2 separate regions of the Homo sapiens genome follow, and region 1 is linked to region 2. Evidence: chromatin loops called from intact Hi-C (ENCODE). Cell type or tissue: B cell. All regions are shown on one strand. Each heading gives the region's core, and the rest is flanking DNA. Links, peaks and the distances in the headings are about the cores only. Region 1 overlaps INPP5B (inositol polyphosphate-5-phosphatase B). Region 2 holds the start of LINC01685 (long intergenic non-protein coding RNA 1685).

The links. Peaks named below come from ENCODE experiments on the same cell type or tissue, not always from the same donor. Only the 100,000 strongest peaks of a DNase experiment are listed, where the experiment ranks them.
Region 1: it touches region 2 in a loop (4-fold over the local background); 1 of 110 quality-filtered maps calls a loop at or near these places.

What each region holds. Positions count from the first base shown.
Region 1 is chr1:37,912,316-37,928,002 of GRCh38, forward strand. All of the region lies in intron 7 of INPP5B (inositol polyphosphate-5-phosphatase B), which reads right to left. It overlaps LOC124904043 (a long non-coding RNA gene), which reads left to right. Exons shown (of 4, transcript XR_007065876.1): 3 at 5,548-5,665; 4 at 5,976-6,341. Among named protein-coding and RNA genes, the nearest start is that of INPP5B, 27 kb to the right of the region's middle. RefSeq lists an enhancer at 13,848-14,087. In B cell, for the core only: CTCF peaks have their summits at 7,137 and 7,336; a DNase peak (open chromatin) is centred at 7,166; H3K27ac peaks cover 1,745 bases.
Region 2 is chr1:38,468,844-38,484,530 of GRCh38, forward strand. LINC01685 (long intergenic non-protein coding RNA 1685) reads left to right here and starts at 6,353. Exons shown (of 3, transcript NR_146761.1): 1 at 6,353-6,981; 2 at 7,350-7,412; 3 at 7,544-7,641. The region is part of intron 2 of LOC105378657 (a long non-coding RNA gene); the gene reads right to left. RefSeq lists enhancers at 5,702-5,761, 5,792-5,901, 6,182-6,361, 15,401-15,687. In B cell, for the core only: no CTCF peak of the experiment used is centred there; DNase peaks (open chromatin) are centred at 6,028, 6,548 and 7,418; H3K4me3 peaks cover 3,412 bases; H3K27ac peaks cover 5,000 bases.

The sequences.
Region 1 (15,687 bases), core at 5,175-10,174, 550 kb before region 2:
CAAACAGCCAGCCTGATCTCTCCTCTTCCTCCTGGAAGTCACAAGTGTTCACCCCTACTTTCCTTAAACTTATTTGCATTTCTGAAGAGCAGTAATAACCCTTATGAGCCTAATACAACCCTTCATTCTATTAGGTCTATTCATCCTTACCCTACTTTTTGCAATAGGGCTTTACGCAGTCACCCCCACTACTTGTTCTGTGCCCCAAAAACTTGTCATCCCTATCTTCTGTCTAGTCATACTCCTATTCACCATTCTCAACTACTTGTAAATGCCCTGCCCTTGTTTACACTGCTGGTTTACGCTTTTCCTCCAAACCATTGTAGCGGATATCTCCTGGTACTATCCCCAATCCGCCACTCTTGACTCCCTCTTAGAGTGGATAGATGAACTTTGCTGACAGGGCACCCTCCGATACTTTTACCCTGATGAAGTCCTATTCTTTACTTTTATACTCACTCTTATTCTCATTCCCATTCTTATGCCATCCTCTACCTCTCCCCAGCTATCTCCACCACACTATCAATCTCACTCACTCTCTCCTAGCTGTTTCTAAACCTTCTTTAACAAACAATTGCTGGCTTTGCATTTCTCTTTCCTCTAAAATCACAGAGGCCTCGACTTACTCACTGCTAAAAAAAAAAAAAAAGGGGGACTCTGGGCCAGGCGCAGTGGCTCATGCCTGCAATCCCAGCACTTTGGAACACTGAGGTGGGCAGATCACGAGGTCAGGAGATCGAGACCATCCTGGCTAACACAGTGAAATTCTGTCTCTACTAAGAATACAAAAACTTAGCTGGGCGTGGTGGCGGGTGCCTGTAGTCCCAGCTTCTTGGGAGGCTGAGGCAGGAGAATGGTGTGAACCCGGAAGGCGGAGCTTGCAGTGAGCCGAGATCACGCCACTGCACTCCAGCCTGGGCAACAAAGCAAGAGTCTGTCTCAAAAAACAAAAACAAAAACAACAAAAAACATTTTTTAAATGAAGAGTGTTGTTTTTACCTAAATCAATCTGGCCTGGTATATGACAACATAAAAAAACTCAAGGATAGAGCCCCAAAACTCGCCAACCAATCAAATAATTACGCTGAACCCCCTTGGACACTCTCTAATTGGATATCCTGGGTCCTCCCAATTCTTAGTCCTTTAATACCTGTTTTTCTCCTTCTCTTATTAGGACCTTGTGTCTTCCGTTTAGTTTCCCAATTCTTACAAAACCGCATCCAGGCCATCACCAATCATTCTATATGACAAATGCTCCTTCTAACAACCCCACAATATCACCCCCTACCCCAAAATCTTTCTTCAGTTTAATCTCTCCCACTGTAGGTTCCCATGCCACCCCTAATCCTGCTCGAAGCAGCCCAGAGAAACATTGCTCATTATCTCTCCACATCGCCCCTAAAAAATTTTCGCCACCCCAACACTTCACCACCATTTTGTTTTGTTTTTCTTATTAATATAAGAAGACAGGAATGTCAGGTCTCTAAGCCCAAGCTAAATCATCATATCCTGTGACCTGCATGTATACATCCAGATGGCCTGAAGCAACTGAAGATCCACAAAAGAACTGAAAATAGCCTTAACTGATGACATTCTACCATTGTGATTTGTTCCTGCCCCACCCTAACTGATAGGATATATTCTACCCCCCCACTTAAGAAGGTGCTTCGTAATATTCTCCCCGCCCTTGAGAATGTACTTTGTACACCTATCCCAAACCTATAAGAACTAATGATAATCCTGCCACCCTTTGCTGACTCCTTTTTCAGACTCAGCCCACCTGCACCCAGGTGAAATAAACAGCCTTGTTACTCACACAAAGCCTGTTGGTGGACTCTTCACATGGAAGCACGTGACATAATCCACCCCTTGTTTAGCATATAATCAAGAAATTTTAAAAAATTAAAACGGCAACCAGTAGCCCTCAGGGCTGCTCTGTCTATGGAGTAGCCATTCTTTATTACTTTACTTTCTTAATAAATTTGCCTTTACTTTACTCTATAGATTCGCTTTGAATTCTTTCTTGCTCAAGATCCAAGAACCCTCTCTTGGAGTCTGGCTCGGGACCCCTTTCCGGTAACAATTTTTGGAACAAAACCCAAACCTCTGAGGATTGCATGAAAAGATCTTTATAAATAGCTTCAGACTTCCTCTCCAGCCCCATTTCCCATCCCCACTGGAAGCTTCTCTCTCTTACCTCCCAATCCAGTCACACCAAACTTACCTTTTCACACACTGCCTATTCACTCCACCCCTGATCCTGGGTATATCTTTCCATATCCCAATTCCACCTTCACGTGATGAACTACAAACTCATCCTTCAAGACTCAGTTCAGGAGTTATCTTCAAAAAACTTTCTCTGGCCCCCTCCATACATTCTCACATAACTCAGTGCTTACTTCCATCAAGGCATGATAATGGTTCCATTATGATAATGGGATCATACCTGGGTTTAATTGTTCTTATCTGTCTTACCTCTACACCTAGACCACTAGCTTCTTGGAAGCAGGGACCAATGTGCTATCTCTGGCCCCAGCTCACCACAATATATGGCACACACCAGGCAGTCAGTAAACACACCCTAAACAAACAGTCCCCAGGCAGATTAAGCTCAGTGTGATTTTTCTGTGTACTCTCATTGACCACCTTTCATGCCGACAATTGAAACCATTTCCCTAGGAGCAGCCTACCTAGTAAGTCAACAAGCTACAGTAACAACTGCAGCTTGATTGCGATGTGTAAAAGTGCAAGTGTTCTATTTTTCTTGCAAATTCTGTGCTTTGTACTGCATATTGTGTAGAACCAAAACTCTCACATGCCTCACTAAATAGACAGTGTTGACCCTTGAGGTGCCTTCCTCAGCCCAAGCAGCAACATAGCCTAATATAGACCCACAAGCCCTTATCTGAAGCCTCTTGGGCCAAGTGCATTTTGGAATTCAGAATGTGGGAGATTTTAGGAAGATAACACATTACCTGTATCAAATACTACATAACAACCCCAGCAGGGTCTGAGGCAATACCCAGTTAATCAAACGCTTTCATATTTCCACAGTATAACTTACGAAGAGTAATACTTAGTGAGAGAAACAAAGCCTATAAATAGTCTCATGTCAGTTCAAGCAAGTCTTACTGCCAAATTGAGCTTGGGTCAAACTTACAAGAAAAATTTGTTCCAGCCTTCAGAGCTTTCAGGACTTCAGAACTGCTGATAAGGGATTGAGGATGGTAGTTAATGAGCATGGCCTGACAATACCTATATGCATTAGAAAGGACTGGAGTATATGTCTGTGTGCATAGATACCACACTTATAAATATTCACATATGCTGTATTTGTATGGACTCAGACACAGACACATGGAAAGTCTGGAAGGGTGCACAGCAAAATGTTAACAGTAGTCATTTCTCAGTGATTAGATTTCTTTTTCTTTTTGCTTATATGTATTTCCTATAGTTAGCTATAATAACATGTTTTTTGTGTTTTATATACATACACAGGCTTTGGAGTCAAAGACACGTTATATTGAGAAAGTTATCTAACTTCTCTAAGCATCTGCTTCCTCATGTGAATAAGATAACAGTGTCTGCCTCATACAATTGCTGTCTTCTTTTCCCATAGTTAACTTGAGGGTATCCCTCACTGCATGACCAAGAGGTGTTCTAGAAGCCAAATAAGATCTGTTGAAGGCCCAGACCTATAAAACAAAGATAGGCAGCAAGGCCTTGATTTTAACATCCGGTAGCCAGGCCTACCACTGAATTGGTGTCTGGGTTTTTCTTTTTCCTTTTTTTTTTTGAGATGGAGTCTCGCTCTGTCACCCAGGCTGGAGTTCAGTGGTGCAATCTTGGCTCACTACAATCTCTGCCTCCCAGGTTCAAGCGATTCTTGTGCCTTAGCCTCCCAAGTAGCTAGGATTACAGGCACCCACCACTACACCCAGCTTATTTTTGAACTTTTAGTAGAGATGGGGTTTTGCCATCTTGCCCAGTCTGGTCTCGAACTCCTGACCTCAAGTGATCCGCCCACCTCGACCTCCCAAAATGCTGAGATTACAGGCATGAGCCACTGCAGTCTGGGCTTTTTCTTTTTCTTTCATTTTTTTTTTTTTCTTTTTTTTGAGGCAGAGTTTTGCTCTTGTTGCCCAGGCTAGAGTGCAATGGCACGATCTCGGCTCACCACAACCTCTGCCTCCCCGGTTCAAGCGATTCTCTTGCCTCAGCCTCCCGAGTAGCTGGGATTACAGGCATGCGCCACTACGCCCGGCTAATTTTGTATTTTTAGTAGAGATGGGGTTTCTCCATGTTGGTCAGGCTGGTCTCGAACTCCCGACCTCAGGTGATCCGCCTGCCTCAGCCTCCCAAAGTGCTGGGATTACAGGCGTGAACCACTGCGTCCAGCCAGTCTGGGCTTTTTCTAAAACATGCCATCATACAAAGAAAAAATAAATAAATTCAAACCAAAATGGAAATACCCCATTTGTTTTGAGAATCATCTGAGAGGCAGCAACATTATTTCTTCATTCAATTGCTCCTTCTGCCTCCTTTTGCTCTATTTCCTCCTCGAGGCCCCTTAGTTATTTGTAGGTACTCCTCAAGCCCTAGACCAGTACTGTCCAATAGAACCTTTTTGATGATGAAAATATTCTATAACTGTGTTGTCCAATATATATTGAACACTTAAAATATGGCTTGAGACCGGGCCCAGTGGCTCATGCCTGTAATCCTAGCACTTTGGGAGGCCGAGGCAAGCAGATCAGGCAGTCAGGAGTTCGAGACCAGCCTGACCAACATGGTGAAACCCCGTCTCTACTAAAAATATAAAAATTAGCTGGGCATGGTGGTGGGCGCCGATAATCCCAGCTACTCGGGAGGCTGAGGCAGGAGAATTGCTTGAACCCGGGAGGCAGAGGTTGCAGTGAGCCGAGATTGTGCCACTGCACTCCTGCCTGGGTGACAAAGCAAGACTCCGTCTCGGGGGAAAAAAAAAAATAATTATATATATATATATATATATATATATATATTTGAGAAAGGGTCACGCTCTATCACTCAGGCTGAAGTGCAGTAGCGCGATCTCGGCTCACTGCAACCTCTGCCTCCTGAGTTCAAGCAATTCTCCTGCCTCAGCCTCCCGAGTAGCTGGGATTACAGGCATGCGCCACCACACCCGGATAATTTTTGTATTTTCAGTAGAGACATGGTTTCACCATGTTGGCCAGGCTGCTATCAAACTCCTGACCTCAAGCAATCAGCCTGCCTAGGCCTCCCAAAGTGCTGGGATTACAGGCATGAGCCACTGTGCCCAGCCAAAAAACTGAAGTTTTTAATTTGATTTTACCTAAATTAAGTTTAGCCTGTAATCCCAGCACTTTGGGAGTTCACGATGGGAGGATGGCTTGGGACCAGGAGTTCGAGACTAGCCTAGTCAATCAACATAGCAAGACCCCATCTCTTAAAAATAAATAAATAAATAAAATAGCCATACATGGCTAGTGACTAGCACATTGGACAGTGCAAATCTAGACCTTGTTCTTCCTCTTCTACAAGGAACCCACCAGCCATCCTGGTTGATTATGAATGAGGCTGTCCAGCCCTGTCTGAGCTCAGCACCTCCACCATCCCCTGGGCATTTCTACAAGACGTTCTGTATGCAGGGGGGACCCAGGTAAAACTGTAGTCTGATTCTGGACTCTTTCCCTGAGCTCTCCCGCCTATTACCAGCACCATCATTCTTCCTATCAGCCAGGTGTACAGTCTTGCCATCGGCTCACCTCTCTCCTTGGCCCCCCAGAGAGAGTTAGTCATCCATTTCTTCAGTCTCACAGCTGCCTTCCTCCAGGCTACCATCTCCTCACTTGCTACCTCAGGAGTCTCCCAACTAAGAGATCTTCCCACTTCTCCCTACCCATTTAGCCTCTGCACTTGGCCTGATTAAACTCTGATTTCATCTCTCTGCTCTAAATCTTCCTGTACAGGTTAAGACCCAAACTGGTTCAATTGGCATCTGACGCCCTTTGCAAATGGCTCTACTCTCCTTCATCAATCCATCACCCAAAGACAGCCTGATCTAAAAGGATAGATTCTTCACACATGCCATCCGCACTCCTGCCTTCATATGAAGTTACTCCTACTTTTTGGCCACCTCTCCTTCGAAGCCCAGCCTCAACTCCCACCTCCTCCTTCATGAAGCCCTCCCCAGCCACATAAGTTCTCAGTAGTCATTTCTCTGAATTTTGAGTGTCTTCCTGTCTATATAATGTGTCTGGCACTTTAAGAAACATTAGACTGTTTTGGAAAATGCCTTGGGCTTTGGAATAAAATAGAGCTGGTGATGTTACTGACTCCATCCATCACCTCTTATGAAACCTCAAACAAATTACTTAATTTGCTTCCTCATTTGTAAAATGGAAGTAATGCTACCATATTTACGGAGACCTCAAAAGGATAAACAAATACAATCTACATGGGTCACGAACCTAGCACAATGCCTGGTACACAGCAGACATTCAGGAACTGTTCCTCTCCCTCTTCTCCATCACTCCTAATCCCCCACTGCTTTAATAATGATGACTACCATTTATCAAGTACCTCTCATAGTTAGGTAATACGTTCAATGCTTCATGCATTGTGTCTGATTATTAGCCTTGTTTTACAAATAAGGAAATTGAGGCCTAGAGCAGATAGCAGACATGCTCAAGGACATAGAGCCAGTAAATGGTGCAGCTGACATTAAAACCCAGATCTGCTTGACTCCAAAGTCCCACAGCCTCCCATTTTGCATGCATGAGGACATCATCATCAATGAAACTATAAACTCCCAAGGGTAAGTACGATGTGAATAGAAGGTTTAAATCTGTTTGGATAACCAAGCAAAAGTATCAGCACAGTCTGTACAGGATATGTGGGAGTGTGGCTGTCACTGCTGGGTGGAGATCACGTTCTACCCTTCCTGAGCACCTATTAGGTCTAGGAGGAGGTGTCCCCTCCTATCTTCTCAGTCACCAGCCTTTGCATCCCATTTCCAGCACACTGGAAGAACCTGCAAAACCATGCAAGCAAAATACCTGCAAACCATGTGCTTCAGAATACCTGACAGTTCAAACTGACCGGATTAAGTGAGTAGGTTCAATGTTTGCCAGCAAGATCATGCCCTGCACACACCACCAGGGGGACATTCCAAGGGCTCTCTAAGTCTGAGACAGGGCCTTACATACTAGCAAAGAATTCATGGGGAAATAAACCACTCTAGATCCAACTACCTAGAATACAAGTCAGGCTCTGTTGATGATGACAATGATAGTATTATAAATACTAATAATATTAAGAGCAAATACTTGGCCAGCAGTGGTTCATGCCTGTAATCCCAGCACTTTGGGAAGCCGGGAAGCCGAGGTGGGCAGATCACCTGAGGTCAGGAGTTCAAGACCAGCCTGGCCAAAATGGCGAAACCCCATCTCTACTAAAAATACAAAAAAAAATTAGCCAGGCGTGGTGGCAGGCGCCTATAATCCCAGCTACTCGGGAGGCTGAGGCACAAGAATCACTTGACCCAGGAGGCAGAGGTTGCAGTGAGCCAAGATCATGCCACTGCACTCCAGCCTGGGCAACACAGCAAGACTACATCTTAAAAAAACAAACAAACAAACAAACAAAAACTAATACTTAAGGCTTACTACGTATTGAGCACTGTTTAAATCACTTTACATATATTTTATCCTCACAACTACTCTATGAGGTAGGTGCTGTTATTATGTCCACGTTACAGACCAGGAGATATACACAGAGAGGTTAAATAACTTGCCCAAGAGCACACAGTAGTAAATGGCACACAGCCAGGGTTCAAACCCAGGGAATCTGAGCCAAGAGTCTGTGCTCTCAACCAATAAACTATATCACTGATGAGAAAACGAGAGGCTCAGAAAGCATTTCTGGCAGAGAAAATTTAACTTCAGCAAAAGCACAAAGATAGGGCATTATGGTATGCTTGGAAACAAGTAATAATAAGTAGGATAAATAAGTAGGGAAAAGTTTTATTTGAGAAGCACTAGGGATACAAAAGAAGAATGTGGCCGGGAGCGGTGGCTCATGCCTATAACCCCAGCACTTTGGGAGGCCAAGGCAGGCAGATCACTTGAGGTCAGGAGTTCGAGACCAACCTGGCCAACATGGAGAAACCCTGTCTCTACTAAAAACACAAGTATTACCCAGGTGTGGTGGTGGGCACCTGTAATCCCAGCTATTTGGGAGGCTGAGACAGGAGAATCACTTGGACCCAGGAGGCGGAGGTTGCAGTGAGCCGAGATCAAACCACTGCACTCCAGCCTGGGCGACAGAGTGAGACTCTGTCTCAAAAAAAAAAAAGAAGAAGAAGAACAAGAGTGTAAGAGTCAGGTCTCAAGTGCGACCTGAGTTCTATTTTCGACTCCGCCAATGACCAGATGAGTGATCACAAGCATGTTACCCTACCCTCTCTAAGCCTCAATCTCCCAGCTGAAAAACAGAGATCCTCGGCCAGGCGCGGTGGCTCACACCTGTAATCCCAGAGCCTTGGGAGGCCGAGGCAGGCATATCACAAGGTCAGGAGATCGAGACCATCCTGGCTAACACAGTGAAACCCTGTCTCTACTAAAAATTCAAAAAATCAGGCGGGCGTGGTGGCGGGCGCCTGTAGTCCCAGCTACTCAGGAGGCTGAGGCAGGAGAATGGCGTGAACACGGGAGGTGGAGTTTGCAGTGAGCCGAGATCGCGTCACTGCACTCCAGACTGGGTGACAGAGTAAGACTCCATCTCAAAAATAAATCAATAAATAAAAATAATAGAGATCCTCTTATGGAATTTTTGTGACACAGTGTAAGGCCCATGGACTCAAAGTAAGTGCTTAATAAATGGTAAGTGCTACTAATAATGATAACAACAGTAGTAAATTTAGGCTAAACTGTAAGACTTCAAACGCCATGTAGAGTTTGGATTTTACTCTTATGACAAAAAGGAGCTGTTTACCTAGCACATAGTACACAGGGCAGGTAACTCTTGAGTGACATTCATAACACAGGGCACCTGGCATTGAAAAGAATGGAAAAAATCCATTTTTTCCAGTTCAGCTTTGCCACCATCCCAAATTGTTTTGTTACTTTCTTCAAAGTTAAATAACCATGTTTAGTTTTCTTTTTTCATTTCTTTTACATTTCTCAAATATCTCACAGCTTTAAAAAGAAGTGCCATAGATTCTATCATTTAAAATGAACACAGGGCCAGGCGCAGTGCCTCACGCCTATTATCTCCACACTTTGGGAGGCTGAGGTGGGAGGATCACCTGAGGTCAGGAGTTCGAGACCAGTCTGGCCAACGTGGTGAAACCCTGTCTCTACTAAAAATACAAAAATTTTTTAAAAATAATAATGAATAAAATAAAGACCAGGCGTGGTGGCTCACGCCTGTAATCCTAGCACTTTGGGAAGCCAAGGCAGGTGGATCACCTGAGGTCAGGAGTTCGAGACTAGCCAGGCCAACATAGCAAAACTCCGTCTCTACTAATACAAAACTTAGCCAGGCGTGGTGGCGGGCACCTGTAACGGGCTTGCTGGCGAGCGCCTGTAATCCCAGCTACTCAGGAGGTTGAGGCAGGAGAACTGCTTGAACCCAGGAGGTGGAAGCTGCAATGAGCCGAGATCATGCCACTGCACTCCAGCCTGGGCAACAGAGCAAGACTGTCTCAAAAAACTAAAAATAAATAAAAATGAGCTGGGTGTGGTGGCAGACACCTGTAGTCCTGGCTACGTAGGAGGCTGAGGCAGGAGAACCACTTGAACATGGGAGGTGAAGGTTGCAGTGAGTTGAGATCATGCCACTGCACTTTAGCCTAGGTGACAGAGCTAGAATCTGTCTCAAAAAAATGAAAATAAAAATAATAAAAATAAATAAAAGTTAGCCAGACATGGTGGCACATGTCTGTAGTCCCAGCTACTTGGGAGGCTGAGACAGGAGAACTGCTTGAACCTGGGAGGTGGATGTTAAGGTGAGTCGAGATCATGTCACTGCACTCCAGCCTGGGTGACAGAGTGAACTCCGTCTCAAAAAATGAAATAAGCTGGGCTCCGTTTCAAAAAATGAAATAAGCCAGGCGCGGTGGCTCACACCTGTAATCCCAGCACTTTGGGAGGCCGAGGTCAGGAGATTGAGACCATTCTGGCTAACACGGTGAAACCCCATCTCTACTAAAAAATACAAAAAACTAGCCGGGCATGGTGGCAGGCGCCTGTAGTCCCAGCTACTTGGGAGGCTGAGGCAGAAGAATGGCATGAACCCAGGAGGCGGAGCTTGCAGTGAGCCAAGATCGCACCACTGCAGTCCAGCCTGGGTGACACAGCGAGACTCCGTCTCAAAAAAATAAATAAAATAAAATAAAATAAAATGAACACAGACATCTCTAAAAACACATCTCATGCCAAGCAAACCTGTAAGTTCTAGACTGGAAATCCAATTTGCACCCTGTGCAAATCCAATTTAGGCTGGCAAGGACTAAATATGACCAGTTTAGCTTTCAAGGAGGAAGACTACAGTGCAATTACTTTACGGCAACAGGTTGGTTAGTGGTGATAGGCCCCTGGAGAGATGACTTGAATTTTTCCTTCTCAGGCTTCCCTTCAGTGGGCCTTCTGTGAACTGTCTGTGGTCTGGTGATAAAGCTAAAAGAGAAGTGGGCAAGAGCAAACCAGGAAGCGGGGAGGGCAACACAGAGATGCAGAGCATGCTCAAAGAGGAAGGGGGCAGGAGTTGTTGAGGCCACAAAGCACCTTGGGCTAGAAATTGTATGGGTCTCTACAATTCAACCAGAGACAGACATTTTTTGAGCACCTACTGATGTACAAGGCATTCGGCTGTCATTTGGGAAGGAGAGAGAATGCAAAATGCTAAAAGCAGCAAGTTCAAGCTTACAAAAATGTAGCTGAATGAGAAGTCAACAAATAGGTGAAAAAGTACAGGGCTTTATCCAGAAATAATAAGCAGTCAAGTTTGAAGTAAAAGGAAATGAAGATAAGTTGTAGCAGATAAGACCAGACAGAGAAGCAGGCTGAGGTCAGGCAGTGCAGGACTTGACCACTATACTAAGGAATTTGAGCTTTATTCTATAGGCAACAGGGAGTGGTACAATATTGAAGTTCACATACAAAATAGTAGAATACGATCAAAGTTATGTTCTAAGGAGATCCCTAAAGGAGAGGGAAACTTGAGGTTGGGAAGACTTACAAGAAGACTACTGCAACAGTTCAGCTAAGAGGATACCAACATGAATAAGGGGGATTTTGAAATGTGGGTAGATAGGAGAGGCACTGCAGAAAAAAAAAAATGAACAGAATTTGCTTATTAGACATGAGAGCAGAGGGAAGAGTCAAGGATACCCTGAGGTTGTTAGTGACTGCATTCAGAAATATGAAAATGGAGGGAGGAAAGGAGTAAGTGCAGTTCTTTTTTTTTTTTGAGATGGAGTCTCGCTGTGTCGCCCAGGCTGGAGTGCAGTGGCGTGATCTCTGCTCACTGCAACCTCTGCCTCCAGGGTTCAAGTGATTCTTCTGTCTCAGCTTCCCAAGTGGCACGCAGATTACAGACGCAAGCCACCACACCTGGCTAATTTTTGTATTTTTAGTAAAGACAGGTTTTCACCATGTTGGCCAGGCTGGTCTCAAACTCCTGACCTCAGGTGATCCACCTGCCTCAGCCTCCCAAAGTGCTGAGATTACAGGCCTGAGCCACTGTGCCCAGCCAATGCAGTTCTTATCAGGAAGAAATCCCCCTAGGATAGACCCTGAAGACAGCAGCCAGGTTCTCAGTTCTCAGAGGTGAGCATTTACCATTTCTTTTTCTTTTTTTTTTTTGAGACAGAGTCTCGCTCTTGCCCAGGCTGGAGTGCAGTGGCGTGATCTCGGCTCACTGCAACCTCCACCTCTGGGGTTCAAGCGATTCTCGTACCTCAGCCTCTTGACTAGCTGGGACTACAGGCATGTGCCACCCTGCCGGGCTAATTTTTGTATTTTTAGTAGAAACAGGGTTTCGCCATGTTGACCAGGCTGATCTCAAACTCCTGGCCTCAAGTGACCCGCCCACCTCAGCCTCCCAAAGTGCTGGGATTACAGGCATGAGCCACCGCTGCTGGCCAGCATTTCCCATTTCTAATTGTATTTCCCAAATGAAAGCACGTCTAAATAATTAGCATTGCTTAAGTCCTGTGTGACTTTCCAGGAGGCAAACATTCACTCCCATTTTAAAGACATAAGAGGAAAGTTGAGACACACGTTTAATATCGTACAAAGAGGTCAAGCGCGGTGGCTCATGCCTGTAATCCCAGCACTTTGGGAGGCAGAGGCGGGAAGATCACTTGAGGTCAGGAGTTTGAGACCGGCCTGGGCAACACAGGGAGATCTCGTCTCTAAAAACAAAAAGAGGCTGCGCATGGTGGCTCACACCTGTAATGCCAGCACTTTGGGAGGCCAAGGCAGGCTGAATCACTTGAGGTCAGGAGTTCAAGACCAGCCTGGCCAACATGGTGAAACCCTGTCTCTACTAAAAATATAAAAATTAGTCCAGGCATGATGGCTCACGCCTATAATCCCAGCACTTTGGGAGGCCAAGGTGGGCAGATCACCTGAAATCAGGAGTTCAAGATCAGCCTGGCCAACATGTTGAAACCCCGTCTTTACTGAAAATACAAAGAGTAGCCAGACATGTTAGCACATGCCTGTAATCTCAGCTACTTGGGAGGCTGAGGCAGGAGAACTGCTTAAACCCAGGAGGTGGAGGCTGCAGTGAGCAGAGATCACACCACTGCACTCCAGCCTGGGTGACAGAGTGAGACTCCGTCTCAAAAAAATAAAATAAAATAAAAATAAAAATAAATAAAAACAAAAAGAGAAAGTAATAGTGCACCAAGGAACCATGAAGAAAAGAAAAAGAAAAATGTCCAGGCCTCTTGACATCCACTTTGTTTAAATTCTCATCATTGGCATTCCAAGAAAGAAAGTCTCTTCTCATTCATATTTGCTAGCTTCAGTTCATGTATGGATCACCAATAACAAAACTGTTAGAGCGTAATTTATTTTATATATTTATCTATTTAAATTTAGAGATATCACTATGTTGCCCAGGCTGGTCTGGAACTCCTCAAGCAAGACTCCTGCCTCAGCCTCCGAGTAGCTGGGACTACAGGTGCGCACCACTGTGCCGGGCTAACAGTATATTTTAAGTAGCAAAGAAAAACATGCAAGTCAGCTAGCATCTATCCTCCAACAGTACAGTATCTTTCCTCTAATAAATATATTGATGCCTCCCTCTTCCTGAACTGTCCCTCCCTGAGGATTTTTCTGTTCAAAGCTCCACTTCTAACTGAGTGTTTGTGGGTCACCTCACTTGCTCTCAACAATAACTGCAGAATTCCAAAACAAACTGTTTTCAGAAGAAAAAAAGAATCTTTAGGGGGTTCTCTTGTACTAGAAACATAAAACTGGATTAAATGGCCCAAAGAAGGAAAATGGAGAGGGGAACAACAAAAGGAAGAAGAAAAACGAATACAGTTCTCTTTTGTTTAAGGAAACAAAGTGACTTAAAATAAGTTACTTAGGAGCCTGCAGAGCTTCCCACAACGGTGGAAATGATGGGCAATATTTGTTCTCTAAGATAAACAAAAGCAAATTTATTTTCTCCATGCTAAAAGGATATGTTGGTCACACAAGTTTTACCTATTAGTACTGACAAAACAAGATGAAAGAGAGAGTGAGAGAGAAAACCACCCCGGGGGCTATTTTGCTAACATGCTCTCTGGCTTCTACTCTGGTAAACTAGGTTACCCTTTATGTTACCCTGAGATATAAATAGCATTCATTTCCTTTCACTGGCATGACAGACTTTAATACTTTGTTTCCTGGGTCCAGAAGAAAAAATACTTAAACACATCCCCTTGTAAATTTGAGTTACTACAAAGCTGGTTCATTTCTTTTTTTTTTTGAGACGGAGTCTCACTGTCGTCAGGCTGGCATGCAGTGGCGTGATCTCAGCCCACTGCAACCTCCGCCTCCCAGGTTCAAGTGATTGCTTCAGCCTCTCAAGTAGCTGGGATACAGGCGCACGCCACCACGCCCAGCTAATTTTTTATATTTTAGTAGAGATGGGGTTTCACCACGTTGGCCAGGATGGTCTTGAACTCCTGACCTTGTGATCCGCCCACCTCGGCCTCTGAAAGTGCTGGGATTACAGGCTTGAGCCACCACACCCGGCGAAGCTGGCTCATTTCTAATCAACTTTGGATTAAAAAAAAACAAAATGTATTTGCTATTACTGCTTTGTTAAAATAGCCCAGAATGGCCCCTGTGGGACTTCTGAGTAGCCATTTCCTTTTTAGTGCATAGTTCAAAACCCTCCAGAACACAGCTCCAGGTTTTGCATGTACCCAGGATGCAATGCAGGTGAACATTTTACAGACTGACTTGGATAAGTACTGGGCCCTGTACAGGATCCTCAATGGGGTTTTCTGAATAAGAGCAACTTCAGTTGCTAGATGGAAATAATGAGGTATTTCTCCCAAATCAGACTTCACTCTTTTTAAGGAAAGAAAAAGCTGCAAAAGGAAGTTAACAGCATCCCTGGTCATCTAGTGGTTAGGAAGAAAAAAAAAGAAAAGAAAAAAGATGTTAAGAACAGTGAGGCCAGGCGCGGTGGCTCACGCCTGTAATCTCAGCACTTTGGGAGGCCCAGGCGGGCAGATCACAAGGTCAGGAGATGGAGACCATCCTGGCCAACAAGGTGAAACACCATCCCTACTAAAAATACAAAAATTAGCTGGGTGTGGTGGCGTGCAGGTGCATGTATGTAGTCCCAGCTACTAGAGAGGCTAAGGCAGGAGAATTACTTGAACCCGGGAGGTGGAAGTTGCAGTGAGCCAAGATCGTGCCACTGCACTCCTAGCCTGGTGACACAGCAAGACTCCGTCTCAAAAAAAAAAAGGAGCAGTTAAATAAGTGCAGGAGCAGAAAGACTCCTACCAATCTACCGATTCAACTACCAATCTAAAGTCAGTGCAAGCTGGGCTTGGCAAGAGAATCACGTGAACAAGCTGCCACTCAACCAAAAGCATTACCTGACTTCAACACCACAAGTTACCTCCTAGACACTGGTCTGAACCTGAAGACGTGGATTCCAGTCTGAAACTAGCTCCATTTCATTTTTCTTTTTCTTTCTTTTTTTTTTTTTTTGAGACAGAGTCTCGCTCTGTCACCAAGGCTGGAGTCCAGTGGCGCAATCTCAGCTCACTGCAAGCTCTGCCTCCCAAGTTCACGCCATTCTCCTGCCTCAGCCTCCCGAGTAGCTGGGACTACAGGCGCCCACCACCATGCCCGGCTAATTTTTTTGTATTTTTAGTAGAGACGGGGTTTCACCATGTTAGCCAGGATGGTCTCAATCTCCTGACCTCGTGATCCGCCCTCCTTGGCCTCCCAAAGTGCAGGGATTACAGGCGTGAGCCACTGCGCCCGGCCTCATTTTTCTACTATAATCTCTACCAAGCTCAGCCTAACACTCCTGAATTCAGCAGAGACAAATCAAAGAAAAGAAAGGACATTTTGAAAGAATCATCAAAGATCATTCCTATCTCTATTAATGCAAAGGCAAAGAATGAAGACCAGATTCACCTATCCCCCAAAA
Region 2 (15,687 bases), core at 3,522-8,521:
AATAGTCAAGAGGTGGAAGCAACCCAGGTGTCCATCCATGGATGAATGGATAAAAAAAAGTGTGGTCTATACATACAATGGAACATTATGCAGCCTTAAAAAGGAAAGAAATTCTGACACATGCTACCTCATGGATGAATTCTGATGACATTATGTGAAGTGAAATAAGGCAGTCACAAAAAGGGAAATGCTGTATAATTCCATTTATATGAGGTAGCTAAAGTAGTCAAATTCATGGCAACAGAAGGTAAAATGGTGGTTGCCAAGAGCTGGGGAAAAAGGGAAATAAGGAGTTGTTTAAGAGTTTTAGTCTTACAAGGTGAAAAATTTCTGGAGTTCCACTGCCCAACAATGTGAATATACTGAACACTACTAAACTTTGCACTTAGAAATGCACTTATATATACATACATAAAATTTATGTTATGTATATTTTACAGTTAGAAATTTAAAATATTGAAAACAACTACATGTTAGGGATAATTTTAAATATAAAGAAAAACAACTGTAACCAAAATTCATAGGATTAGTACTACTGTGTCCTGTCATAAAACTATTTAGACTTCCCAACACTCAAAAGAAATATTCACATATTTGATTCCTACCAATATTCTAGCTATGACAACTTTTCCCAACTTACTGGTTTGGTCACATAATTAATAGTGATTTTTCCCATTAGGGGTTCCAAAATGCTACTGGCTAAACTTAGAAATATGGTGCTGGTATTTAGTCTTTTGTCTCCAAGAAAATTCTTAATTTTAAAAAGCTCATTTTTTTTATTTTATTTTTTATTTTTATTATACCTTAAGTTTTAGGGTACATGTGCACAACGTACAGGTTTGTTACGTATGTATGCATGTGACATGTTGGTGTGCTGCACCCATTAACTCATCATTTAACATTAGGTATATCTCCTAATGCTGTCCCTCCCCCCTTCCCCCACCCCACAACAGGCCCCAGTGTGTGATGTTCCCCTTCCTGTGTCCATGTGTTCTCATTGTTCAATTCCCACCTATGAATGAGAATATGTGGTGTTTGGTTTTTTGTCCTTGCGATAGTTTGCTGAGAATGATGGTTTCCAGCTTCATCCATGTCCCCACAAAGGGCATGAACTCATCCTTTTTTATGGCTGCATAGTATTCCATGGTGTATATGTGCCACATTTTCTTAATCCAGTCTATCACTGTTGGACATTTGGGTTGGTTCCAAGTCTTTGCTATTGTGAATAGTGCCGCAATAAACATACGTGTGCATGTGTCCTCATAACAGCATGATTTATAATCCCTTGGGTATATACCCAGTAATGGGATTGCTGGGTCAAATGGTATTTCTAGTTCTAGATCCCTGAGGAATTGCCACACTGACTTCCACAAGGGTTGAACTAGTTTACAGTCCCACCAACAGTGTAAAAGTGTTCCTATTTCTCCACATCCTCTCCAGCACCTGTTGTTTCCTGACTTTTTAATGATCGCCATTCTAACTGGTGTGAGATGGTATCTCATTGTGGTTTCAATTTGCATTTCTCTGATGGCCAGTGATGATGAGCATTTTTTCATGTGTCTTTTGGCTGCATAAATGTCTTCTTTTGAGAAGTGTCTGTTCATATCCTTTGCCCACTTGTTCATGGGGTTGTTTGTTTTTTCCTTGTAAATTTGTTTAAGTTCTTTGTAGATTCTGGATATTAGCCCTTTGTCAGATGAGTAGATTGCAAAAATTTTCTCCCATCATTTTTAAATATAAAGATAAAATGGAATAACATTAAAACTTATGAAAAGAAAAGCTTACATGTCCATCATCTCTCTTCCTAACAATGATTTCCCATTTATAAATTTACCCTTCCAGTTCATTATTGTAGTCATTATATACATGCCATTTCACCTGTGTTTCTTTTGCTATTATACTATAGGTATTTTTCCACATATTATGTTTTTGTCAAAATTATTATTTTTAACGGCCATATAATATTCCATTGAGTTGATGACCATGATGAGCCTAGTCATTGGCTTATTTTTGAAGAGTCATTTCTGTTCTTCTAATACAGATAAAATAGTTTTGGATATTTAACCCATTCCTGATATACTTAGTGTTTTTCATGATTACTATTATAGACACAAACTATGAGAAACTCATAGAGCTGAAAGGGCTATGGGATCAATTATTCCTGTTCCTTAGTTGAGGAAGACTCTGAACCTATACACCAAACAGCACTCATCAGCCTAGTCAGATTTTCTTTGTGGCAAGTTTATGACCCCATGCGATGCTAAGTAGGCTATCAAAATGTGGATAGTTTTGCCTAAACCTTTTTGTGACATTCATTCAAATGGCAGCAATGACATATTTCTGTTTAAATCCCACATATAACAAATCCCACATATAACATTTGAGTACTTCAATGAATAAATTCCTCAAATTTCCTGAGTCCTAGGTAATTTTTGGAACCAGAGGATGGAGTTGAAGACCAGTGTTTACTTAGCTATTTATTTGTTTTAACATTAAAATCAGATTTCATTCATCTGTTATGAGGTTTTAGCTGATGCTCTTCCCCTCTGCCTGGTACACTTCCCTGCAGCCTCCTTCACCAAGACTGCTCCTACTCATCTTTTCCATCTCAACTCAAATGTCACTCCCTTAGGAAAGCTTTCCCTGACACTTCCTCTCCAACTAGGTCAGTTCCCTCAAGATATGTTCTGATAGTTTCCTGAACTTTCCCTTCATTGCGTTTATCAGTCCCTAATTATATATACTCAGGCAAGTATCTGACATTTGTCTCTCCCTCTAGGTGTAACCTCTATGAGCCAGAGGCTGGGTCTGTTTTGCTCACTGTATCCCAGTCAGTATCTAGCAGATAGTACATAATAATATTTGTTGACTGAATTAAATGTCATCAGGGACAGTCAGGAACCAATAGGTTAAGAAAGGGGGAGAGGCCGAGCGCAGTGGCTCACGCCTGTAATCACAGCACTTTGGGAGGCTGAGGCAGGTGGATCACCTGAGGTCAGGAATTGGAGACCAGCCTAGCCAACATGGCACACACACACACACACACAAAACTAGGCATGGTGGTGCGTGCCTGTAATCCCACCTACTCGGGAGTCTGAGGCAGGAGAATTGCTTGAACCTGGGAGGTGGAGGTTGCAGTGAGCCAAGATCACCCCACTGCACTCCAGCCTGGGTGACAGAGCGAGACTGTGTCTCAAAAAAAAAAAAAAAAAAAAGGAAAAATGATAGAAAAAAGAAAGGATGAGAGAAGAGCAACCAAAAGACAGGGGTTGTCTATCTTAGCATAGTCATCTACTCCACATTCAGGAAAAACATTGTGACAATTTTAACAATCCATAAATCAAAGATTCCACCATAACTTTTCTTTCTGAAAGTAGTCTGGAACTGTCTCCAGTTACTCCTCCCTTCCCTTCTTTCATAATATGTAGGTGCATAAAGCACCTGTCCACTTCTGCTTCACATTTATTTGTTATGTCTTATCTTTTATTATAAGATTGTACTTTTAGAAAACAAGGCTTACTTCTTCCTTACATCCTATTTGCATGGCCAGCACTTAGGAGATCATATATAGTCAATAAATGTTAGCTCTTCTTACCTAAAATTCATATGGAATGTCAAGAGACCCCAGATAACCAAAACAATCTTGGAAAAGGACAAACTTAGAGATCTCACACTTCCTGATTTCAAAACCTACTGCAAAGCTACAGTAATCAAAATAATGTGGTACTGGCATAAAGATAGACATATTAGCCAAGGGAATAGACAGCCCAGAAATAAACCCTCACTTATATTGTCAAATGATTTTCAGCAAGGGCATCAAGACCATTCAATGGGAAAAGAACAGTTTTTTCAACAAATGATTGTGAGTATCTTGCTTTGGATATCTGCATACAAGAAAATGAAGTTGGACCATTACTTTACATCATATACAAAAATTAACTCAAAATGGACCCAAAACCTAAATGTAAGGGCTAAAACTATGAAACTCTTAGAAAAAAAAACACAGGGGAAAAGCTTTATGACATAAGCTATGGCAATTATTTCTTCACTATGATGCTGAAGCACAGGCAACAAAAGAAAATGTAAATAAATTGACCTTCATCAAAATGTAAAACTTCTGTGCATGAAAGGACACAACCAATAGAGTAAAACGATAACACACAGAATGGGAAAAAATATTTGCAAATTATATTTCTGATAAGGAGTTACTATCCAGAATATATAACTAAACCACAACCAAAAACCCAACCTGATTAAAAAATGGGCAAAGGATTTGACTAAACATTTCTCTAAAGAAGATACACAAATGGTCAATAAGCACATGAAAGGATGCTCAACATCACTAATCATTAGAGAGATGCAAATCAAAACCACACTAAGATACCACCTCACACACATTAGAATAGTGACTGTCAAAAAATTCCAGAAAATAACAAGTGCTGGTGAGGATGTGGAGAGAATTTGCCCTGTTGGTGGAAATGTAAAATGATGAAGCTGCTATAGAAAACAATATACTGGTTCCTCAGAAAATTTAACAGGAATTATCATGTGATCAGTAATTCTACTTCTGGGTATATACACAAAAGAATTGAAAGCAGGGTCTTGCACATATATCTGTACATCCATATTCACAGCAGCATGATTCTCGGTAGCCAAAAAGTGGAAGCAACTCAAGTGTCCATTGACAGATGAATGCATAAGCAACATGTGGTATATATACATACAATGGAACATGAGTTAGTCTTAAAAAGGAAGGCGATTCTGATACATGCTACAACATGGATGAACCTTGAGGGCATTCGCCAAGTGAAATAAGGCAGTCACAAAAGGAAAAATACTGTATAATTCCTCATATTCCACTTATATGAGGCATCTCGAGTCGTCAAATTTATAGACAGAAAATGAATGGTAGTTGCCAGGAGCTGAGGATAGGGAGAAATGGGAAGGTGTTTAATGGATACAGTTTCAGTTTTGCAAGATGAAAGGAGTTCTAAGGTAGTGGTGACGTTTGCACGACATTGTGAACATAATACCACTAAACTGTATATTTAAAATGGTTAAGATGATAAATTTTGTTGTGTGTATTTTATCCCAATCTAAAAAAGTATCAGTTCCTTCTCTATTAATTTCTATGATGAAACCTCTCAGAGCCCGGAATGGCCCCTTGCATCTAGCATGCATCAATAAATGCGTAAGCGGACGGATGACCAGATCCAGAGTTGGAAGTTACCTTTGGTGAAACCCTCTACCCAGCCTGAATCCTTCCAGGTTGTAGGACACTCACTACCTCTCAAAGCATGTCATTTCTTCTTCATTAGAAAATTCTTCTTCATGCCACCTTTAAGCTGAAATATGACTTCCCTGTAATATTTCCCCTTCCTCGGTGATCATAGCTCTGCCTTCCAGGCCCAGAAAGAACAGGTCAAATTTCTACCTCATCTGACCACCTTCATGCAATAAAAGACAGAGCTCTGTGCACTTGGAGAGTTAAAGCCTCACCCCAAATGCATCTTCCCGGCAGAGAGACAGTCCTTTTGCAGTTAAATCACACTGAAAATCCTCAAGAGGAATATCTGTTTCTGGTTCATTCCAGAGATGCACTAAATGGCAAGAACATGGAGGCAACACATGGACCCGATGGAGTCTCCTTGTGGGAGGGGACTCCCATCTTTGAAGAACAAGAACTATTTATCTAGGAATAGAGAAATCTCTGAGTGAGACACCACCTGTCTTGAAGATGATTCTATGGCAGAGGAAGCCTTGTTTTGGGTCTAAGTCCATAGTATATACGTTACAGCAAAGCAGATTTCAACTCAATTATTTAAAAAAGACTGTAGAACTGCAAGTGCATAAAAACTCATAGAATAGTAGTAACTGTAGGAATCATTACTATTAGGCCCCAGCTTGAACTTCATTGCCCCTTTGAATTCAGGAAATAAATAAGCACATGTACACATACGCACACCCCATATGTCACACCAGGCATTGTGGCGCCATCCATGACTGACACTAAACATTCTAGAAGTATTTCTGTTTTCATGCAGATACACACAGCACAGCTAGTTTCAAAATTAAACCACAATGAAAACTGTCACTACTGACAAGGAACTATGCAAAGACCTTCGGTCTCAGGCCCTTGCTCACTCAGGAGTACCTTGAGACCTGTTTCTTCCTGTTCAGCTGCAGTCACGGTTCTAACCTGGTTCTTCTCACGGCTGGTATCCTCTGACCTTTTATGTCTTGGCAATGACTTCCATGCATTTTGGCAGTGACTGCCTGAATCTCTGATTCAACCCTGATCGCAGCCTCTCGGGCTTTCTCGCTCCTTTAATTCTTTCCGCGGATGGCCACGGCTTTTGCCGCCTGTACCCTTCCTGGAGCAACCCGTGCTTTTGAAAAATGACCATGCCGAAGGGGAACTAACACTCCCAGCCTGGTGCGGGTCTTGTCAATCTGATTTTTAAATGATGGAGGAGGAGGTTTGAGGACAAAGCTCATGGTGGCATTACCACTATCAGGGACGCTGCAAAGATCAAGTGAAAAGGGGAAAAGGCTCTTCTCAATGTGAGCACATTCACAGGCTCTGAGAACAGAGAGGTATTTAAAGTGAACTGGAACAAACCTGCAACATCCGGTGCGTTCTGCCTTCAAAAATAGCTGCCAGTTAGAAAGGGTTATTTACATATTGATTTCATGCTAACTTTGTAATGGAATGTGCTGCCTGCCTGCCTGCCTGAGACCTAACAACTGTCATCATAATTTTTTCTAAAAATACAGTCAGAGAAAAACACTCATTGAACCCTCCACTGGAAAGTAGCTGCAAAAGACCCCCTGATCCCAAACCTGCTTGACAGACCACAGCCAAGGGCAGGGACACTCAACAACTGTAAACGAGGAACATTTCACAGCGGCAGCTGGCCCCTCTCTTCTTCCAACCAGCCAATATTTTTTGTCTTTCTAGAAAACCTGTCTTGTTCAAAGGTAAGAGTGCTGGGGAGTGGGGGGATGCCTCCCTGGAGCAGAGCAGCCTTTGTAGAAACTCCAGCTGGCCTCTCTTCAGAAATAATGGATGGAAAAGGGGCCCGAGTGGCCCACCAGCACCAGCGCTCCACCCTGGGCGCATTTCTGCCACGGTTTCTCCTGGCATCTCTCTACCAAGGATCCCCACTTCTCGCCCCTCCTAATAGCCAGCTTCTAGTGATTCTCACTTGGACTTTTTCCGAACCCATCCCCAACTCACCCCACCCCCACCCCCAGGTTTGTCTCTGTGGATCCCACAGAGCTGAGCCCAGGCAGTTCTGTCGTCGTTCCCCAGTGCAATATTAGCAATTTAAATGCCTCTTTGCCAGGCCTGATGGAGCTGATTCGGTTGTGATCCTGGGCATATGGATGGCATATTTGCTGCGAGCTAGGTGAGACGCGTCCCAGAAGGACCGCTGCCAGCCCCCGCAGCCGCCTTCTCCTGCTCCCGGGAGGCTGGGGCTGGCCGCGGAGCAGCGAAACCGGCCGGATCCAGGGTAACTGCGGCCCACTTTGTTTTCAGCCGGCCCCCGCTGCTGCGGACAAATCTTTCATTCATGAACAGGAGCTTGTTAGGCCAACTCCGGACTCTAAAGCCACTTAATTAAATTGTGGAAAGTCGCTTGGTCCCGGTGGGAAATTTGCACACAAAGACCCGGGGTCCGCGCCCCCCCCACCCAGGAGCGCCGCCACAAAACCGGGCCTGGCCTCCCCCCGGCCCGCGCCCCTGCCCCTCCGCTCCCCGCGCCCTCTCCACCGCCGCAGCCGCAGCGAAAGCGGCGCCCCCTCATTAGAGGGCGTTTGTTAGGGAATGTTTTCCCAGCGATTCACTGACGGGCCTTTCATTCCTCCCTCCGCAATCAAGGGCGGCAAGTGCAGCCTGAGAGCCCTCCACGGCCTGATTGCTGAAAGAATTTCCAAAAGGAAAGAGTGTAAACAGGTACATTGAAAAAGCCTCTTTTCAACAATTATGTAAACATTCCAAACACTATTTGAAAACTTTCACAGTGGAACTGTCAAGTCGGAGCATTCTTGTTTAATTGCGCGGGCACAATGGTGGCTCTGGGGCTACCCCAGCCTCCCCCAGACCCCGCAGAGCTTAGCGGGACGTGGGAGGCCCTCAGATAAAGAAGTCACAGCGAGACAAGTGAGCTTTACTCTCCGGCCCACGGCATCTTTCCGTGTGTGTCCTTGTTCCCTTGGCCTCCAGAAGAACACCCTGGAAACAGGGAGGCGCCTTCTTTCTCCTGACTGGATTTCTCCAGGACCTGGGCCCCTGCTCTGCACAGAGGGTCGCTTGGTAATCAGGATGCAACTAGATGGAAACTTCTGTGTCATTTAAGGGTTTTCTCCAAAGCACCAAATGACCATTCTGAGATACCAGGCAAAATTGTTGGCAACGTTTTCCCTCCCCTTTAGAATGTTTCTCGCTGGCCTCTCCGGCCTCTCCTTTTCTGACTCTAGTTTGCTACTGGGCAAAAGTTTCCTCCTTTTCCATGCAGCTCAGAGTCTCCTGATTCACTAACTCAACTACCAGTGACCCTGATTACATTACTAGAAGTTGGAAGAGTTTAGGCCACACATGCAAACCGCTTAATCTCGTATTTCATGGAAACACCGAGGTACTCAGATCACTTTTATACATATTTTTCTCTGAATCTGTTTAGCCCGTCTCCAGTCATTAGCCTGGTCCAGGTCTGGCCAGCCTGTAACCACCAAGGCTTGCAGGTTGCATCTGAATAGGAACCGTGGTTGTGACAAGTGGGATGTGATTTGTTTTCGTTTTTGTTTTTTTAAAACTCTATTTTCTTAAAAGCTGGGGAGGGGGCAGTCCAAATGTTCAACAGGAAGGGACTGGCATATCAACACAATGAAGTCTTACAAATGTGGAATATGAAGGCCATGTAGAGATATGGAAAATATTTATGCAACAACATACAAAATGAAGCCACAAAATCATATTTCCACTGTACTGGCAAATGCAAGAAAACATGTCTGTATGTGGCAAAGGGCTAGAAAGGACATACCAGAATGAAAATACTTGTTCTGGGGAATGGGGGTACCAGCACGTTTTACTTCCCAAGCATATATCTTTAATGTTATCACATTGTGTTATCAAGGCAAGGTCTGGGAATGCTGGAAAGCACCCGTGTACATACAGGGTTGCACTTAAAAGGCCACCCCAGTAGCCTGCAGGGAGAAGTACACACCAGCCCACAGCACTCTGCATCCCTACCAAGGATGTAGATCAGAGCTTCCAGGTAAATTCCTCAGGTCTAAAGAGGAGCTAAAACTTGCTTGCTTGCTGAGTCCCCAGGAGGCAGACACAGAATCAAAACTACAAGATAAATCAGATATGTGTTTTGTAGAAATGGTTATGCTCAACAGGGTTACTGGCAGAGCAGGGGCCAGAGAGAAAATCACTTCTCTCCATCCCAGGGGGGCCACTGAACACAGTAGAGGCTCAAAGAGTGAATGTGTCTATCTCCTAGGCTTATTCCATTTGACTAAAGTCAGCACTTATTATGCATCTACTCTGTGCCAGGGTCTGTTCTACAGGCTGGCCCTGTGAGGCCACAGAGTAATTTTAATCCCAACAAGTTAATTCATAATGAAGTGTAGAACCAACATCTTTAAAAATGTATGTGAGTTAATTGAATTTTGACAAGGGTGCCAAGACAACTCAATGGAGGAAAGAAGAGACTTTTCAACGAATGACACTGGGATAAGTGGATAGCCATGTAAAAAAGAATGCTTTTGGACCCATACCTCACACCATATACAAAAATACCTCAAAATAGATCCAAGGCATAAATGTAAGAGCTAAAGCTACAAAACTCTTAGAAGAAAACAGATGCAAACCATTATGACCTTAGAGTAGGCAATGGTTTATTAGATAAGACACCACAAAGCATAAACAACAAAAGAAAAAATAGGTAAATTAGACTTGACCAAAATTTGAAATTTTGTACTTCAAAGGACACTATCAAGAAAGTAAAAAGACAACTCATGGAATAGGCAAAACTATCTGCAAATCATACATCTGGTAAGATTATTCAGGATATATAAAGAACCCTTACAATGCAACAATAAAAGACAAATAACCCAATTAAATAATGAGCAAATAATTTGAATAGATATTTATTCAATGGAGATAAACAAATGGACAATAAGCAAATAAAGAGATGCTCAAAATAATTAGTTATTAAAGAAATGCAAATAAAAACCACAGTGAGATACCACTTCGACCCACTAGTATAGCTATAATCAAAAAGACAATGAAAAATGTTGGTGAGGATATGGAGAAATTGGAACTCTCATACATTGCTGATGGAGATGTAAAATGGTATAGCCATTATGGAAAACAGTTCAACAGTTTCTCAAAAAGTTAAAAACACAGTTAGCCTATGACCTGGCAATTGCAACCAAGATAATTGAAAACATATGTCCACACAAAAACTTGTACATAAATGTTCACAGTGGCATTATTCATAATAGCCAAGAATTATAAACAACCTAAATGTCCATCAACTAATCAACTGATAAACAAAATGTGTAATATCCATACAATGGAACATTATTCAGCCATTAAAAGGAGTGAAGTACTGATTCATGCTGCAAGCAAGACACACACAAAAAAGCCACACATTGTAGCATTTTATTTGTATGAAATGTCCAGAATGCAAATCCATAGAGCCAAAGTAGATTAGTGGCTGCCAGGGGCTGGGGAGAAGGGGAAAAGGAAAGTGATTACAAAAGGTTACAGGGTTTCTTTTGTGAGTGGGAAGAATACTCTGAAATTAGATAGTAGTGATGGTTGTACAACCCTGTGACTATACCTAAAACCACTGAATTGTACACTTTAAAAGGTATATTAGTCTGCTTTTACACTGCTGATAAAGACATACCTGAGACTGGGCAATTTACAAAAGAAAGAGGTTTAGTTGACTTACAGTTTCACGTGGCTGAGGAGGCCTCACAATCATGGCAGAAAGTAAGGAGGAGCAAGTCACATCTTACATGGATAGCAGCAGGCAAAGAGAGAGCTTGTGCAGAGAAACTCCCATTTTTAAAACCATCAGATCTTGTGAGACTCATTCACTATCACCAGGACAGCATGGGAAAGACTTGCCCCCACAATTCAGTGATTCATTCATCTCCCACCGGCTCCCTCCCACAACACATGGGAGTTATGGGAGCTAAAAGATGAGATTTGGATAAGGACACAGAGCCAAACCATATCAAGGGGATAAATTTTATGGTATGAGATATACTTCAGTTTTGTTTTGAAAGGTTCTGCAAACTATAAAGCACCACCTACAATACAATTTCTGTAGCAGGAGCAAGGGGTATTACATGAAGTCCAGAATGCTCATCTGCCTAATTAATTCCCGAGACCCTTCTCAGTCTTCATGGCAGTATGTCACCAGGATAAGCTGGCAGTATGTCACCAGGATAAGCTGGCCATGGTGGGTGGTCTGTGCCAGGCCTTGGGAGCCTAACTGGGGCTTCTGTGTACCCCTGGGCCTCCAGAAGGAACTGGGGCACATGAATTCTGGATCTGCTGAGCCCCACTAGGATGGGAGAATGAAGACATTACAAATAAGCCTGCCTAGAAAAGCCCACACAGACTGGAAGTCTGAAGACATGGAGTCCAAAGCAGAGGGCTTGGGCTAGAATTCCAGGAACAGAGACTCAGCAAGTGATCCTGAGCAGAGACCATCCCTCCTTTAGTTCCCCCAATTTCTTTCATCAGGTTAGTCCAGATTGTGCCTTGAGACTCCTTTTTTTTTTTTTCTTTTTTGAAACAGAGCCTTGTTCTGTCGCCCAGGCTGGAATGCAGTGGCTCAGTCTCGGCTCACTGCAACCTCTCCCTCCTGGGTTCAAGTGATTCTCGTGCCTCAGCCTCTCATGTAGCTGGGATTACAGGCACCCGCCACCACACCTGGCTGATTTCTGTATTTTTAGTAGAGACGGGGGTTTCACCATGTTGCCTGGCTGGTCTTGAACTCCTGACCTCAAGAGATCCACCTGCCTCAGCCTCCCAAAGTGCTGGGATTACAGGTGTGAGCCACCGTGCCTGGCCTGTGCCTTGAGGTTCTGATGAGAGACTCTTCCTCTCATTCTGTGGCTCTGCAACAGCAACCAAAGTGGGTAGGGTCCCTAGATCCCAAGCACAGCCCTGCTAGAGGAGAGGCTCTTTGTTTCCCTGGGACAGGCCTGCTGCAGTGACTGGTTTGGGGCCCCAGGAGCGGCCCTGGTTTCAGACTGCTTCCAGGCCATGGGTCCACCCATGCCCTACTGGCTTCCCGAGCCACATCCCTGGATTCTACCTCAGGTTTTGAACCTGATTCTCTACATGAGCCTGATTTTGAACCTCTGGTTCTCTGTATGAACTGCTTACTGTGGAGCTGCAACCAGAATCTAGCCTACACTTCAGATCACTCCAGAAGTCCCATCTGTTTTTGGCCATAGTCTTCCGAACTCTGGCCTAGCCTGACCAGAGTGGCTGGTACCCAATGCTTGGAGGGTGCCTGGGCTCCAGCTCATCCCTACATGAAGATAACCTGAGCTACAGTCTATGTCAACTGGCCTGAGGCTATATCTCCGACCTCCTTCTCGGTATTCCCACCTTCCTTCATCCCACTCTGACAACACTGGCCTCCTTGTGTGTTTTTAAATAGGTCAAGGGGGTCCCATTTCAGGGCTGGAACAGTCCCCTCCCTAGTCCCATGGCTGGCTCCCTCACTTCATTTAGTTCTTTGCTCACATATAACCTCTTTGCAGAAATTGTCTCTTACCACCCTTATAAAATAGCACCCCTGTCACATTCTGTCCCTGTATCCTGCTTTACTTTTCCTTCTTTATGTGCTTTTGGTCTGTAACCCTCCCAGAACAGAAGCTCCATGAGGACTGGACTTTGTTTTGTCCACTGCTGTATCCTCAGCACCTAAGAGTGCCTGGCACCTAGCTGACACTGGATACATATCTGCTAATAAATGAATGAATGAATGAACGAGCAAAGGAATGAACAAGTGAATATTTTGTCTCATTGGAAGCTAACAACTAACGGTGAGAATGACATATTATGGCCTTTCTCTGACTCTGAGAAATTGAAAGCACAAGAACAATAAATGACTTTCCTATATTTGCAAAGAGTTGGGGTGAAAAAGGAACTTGGAGAGGGTGGGCCTTGGTGCCCACTCCATGATTGCGAAGCCATCCTTCCTACTCTGTGTGAAATACCCTGTTTGGAGACATCCTGTATGGTTTACAGAAGAACAGCAGAGCCCATGAGGCTAGCCCAGGGCTGGAGCAGGAGCAGGATCTAAAGAGCTAACAGAGCTTCCACAGGGAGGAGCTCAAAAGAGTCTCAGCACCTGCCTGAGCAAACGGTCCAGGGTATGCCTTCCATCAAGCAAGCCCTCAGAGGCAGACTGCTGTGAACACATCTGGGACCATGCTCTACCTTGCTGGTCCTTGAGCAGGTCAAAGAGTCTTTGGAAATTCGAGAGCATGAATCCAGAACACCTATGTCCTAGGTCTAGCCCCACCACCCCTCACACTTAGGACAATAGGACAAGGACGTCTGTGCTGACTACCTTAGAAAGGGAACTAAAAAACCTACGTAACATGTTTCAAACAATAGGTCACACGGATGGGCCCCTGCCTTCATTTGGAGAAGTGAGGTGGTGCTGTGAAAACAGCACTGGGTTCGGAGATTTTTGTTGAAGTTCCAATTCTCATCACTTGCAAGCTCTGTGAGGGACAAGGCTCGTAACTCTTCTGAACCTTTATTTTCTCAACCATTAAATTCTCAACTAATAAACCTCACCTCACAGGGATGCTGTGAGGATTTCAGGAACTGAAATTTCGTAGTCAGCTGATGGTCAATGTGATCTGTTGGAGTGTGATATGTTTTGTGCACCTGATGAGCTTAGGAATTCACATGAATAATAAGAGAAGAAGGAAACTAACCAATCAAAACAGAACACTCTCTGTGCCTCAATTTTCTCTTCTGCAAAGTGGGAGTAATAGAGCCTATCACACAAGATAGTTGTAAAATGCAACATATATAAAAAGCATGAGATATATATATATATATATATATATATATATATGGTGCATAGTAAGCTCTTAGTAGAAGTTAGCTATCACTGTTGTTGCTATTATTAGGACTGTCATGTACCAGCATTATATTCTATAAATAATAAAATATCAACAATGAGATATTGACACATGAGCCTCTGCTCGGGCAATGTCGATTATCCATTCCCCATCTACTCTCCATCCCAGGGGGCCTGTCAGGAGGGAATGGCTGATTCGACATTTTAGCTCCTTCCCTGAACATCTCAACCAAAAACTGGTTTAGTTTCTATATGTAAAAAGCGTTTAAGGCATAAAACATTATATTGCCTTTCCATGACAAGAAAAGTTTGCTGATTTACATCTCTGTGTGAATCAGTAAGGAAATAGGAAGCCGTGAAATAATTGGTTTAATAAAAATTAACTGCTCATGAGGTGTCCAACCTAGTAATTCCAATAATCTTTGGAGGAAAGGACAAATGCCTGCACCCACAGGTTGCTTATAACTATAGAAGAAGGACAGATGCATTCTCTGTGCATCAGAAGACAAAGCTAGGGTCAGGCCTGCAGATTAAAAAAAAAAAAAAAAGGCAGATTGCAGTTCAATATTAAAAAGCACTTCCTACCAAAATAGCTGGCTGGAATTGTAATGGCCTGACTCAGGAGGAAGGGTGTTCCCTGTCACTGGATGTGATGAAGTGGAGACTTCTGCTGCAGAGGAGATGAATACATTGGATAAAGGTCTGAGTTACATTACTTTTAAGGTTCCTTCCAATTCTAAGATTCTGTGGCTCTCTACATACATAAATTACCTACAAAGGAGAGAAGAAAGCCACACTGGTCTGAATCTCAGATCATGATTATATGCACAGAAAACTAAAGGTGTTCAATGGTTACTTTTGCCCACTTCCATTGCACCAGCCAAAGGAATATAAGGACTTCTTTCCTTCCCCCTCCAATTGAGGGATCAAAGCTTTGTCCCTCCCCGACAGGAGGCCTTCTGTCACCAACACACTCCCTGCAGATGAGGAATACTTAGAGGGCCATGGTTCTGCTGCTCAGCCCAGCTCAGCTGGGTACCACTTCATTCATTCCACAAATGCTTCTTGAGTATCTGTTTTTGTTTTTTGGTTTTTGTTTTTGGTTGTCATTGTTGTTGTTTTTCCAGATACTGTGCTGGGTGCTGGGGATACTGAGTCAAGTAAGATATGATCCCTGCCCTCAGAAAAACTACGGAATGATGGGACATCCATGAAAGTCAATTGGATGTCATACTACAGTGTAATTGAGGCAGATAAAAGGTGCTCTGAGGAGGGATGTCTAACCTGGACTGGAAAGGCTCCCTGGATGAGGTGACTCAGGCTGAATTTCAGAGGTACTGTTAACAGTTAGTTAGCTAGACCAGTGCTGTCCAGTAGAATCTTCTGTAGTGACGGCAATGTTCTATGATCTACTTACACAGTACCTAGTAGCCACGTGAGGTAACGGAGCACTTGAAATGTGGCTCATGCAACTGGGGAACTGAACTGTTCATTTTATTAAAGTTAAAATGTGTCTATATTGGACAGAATAGATAGGCAA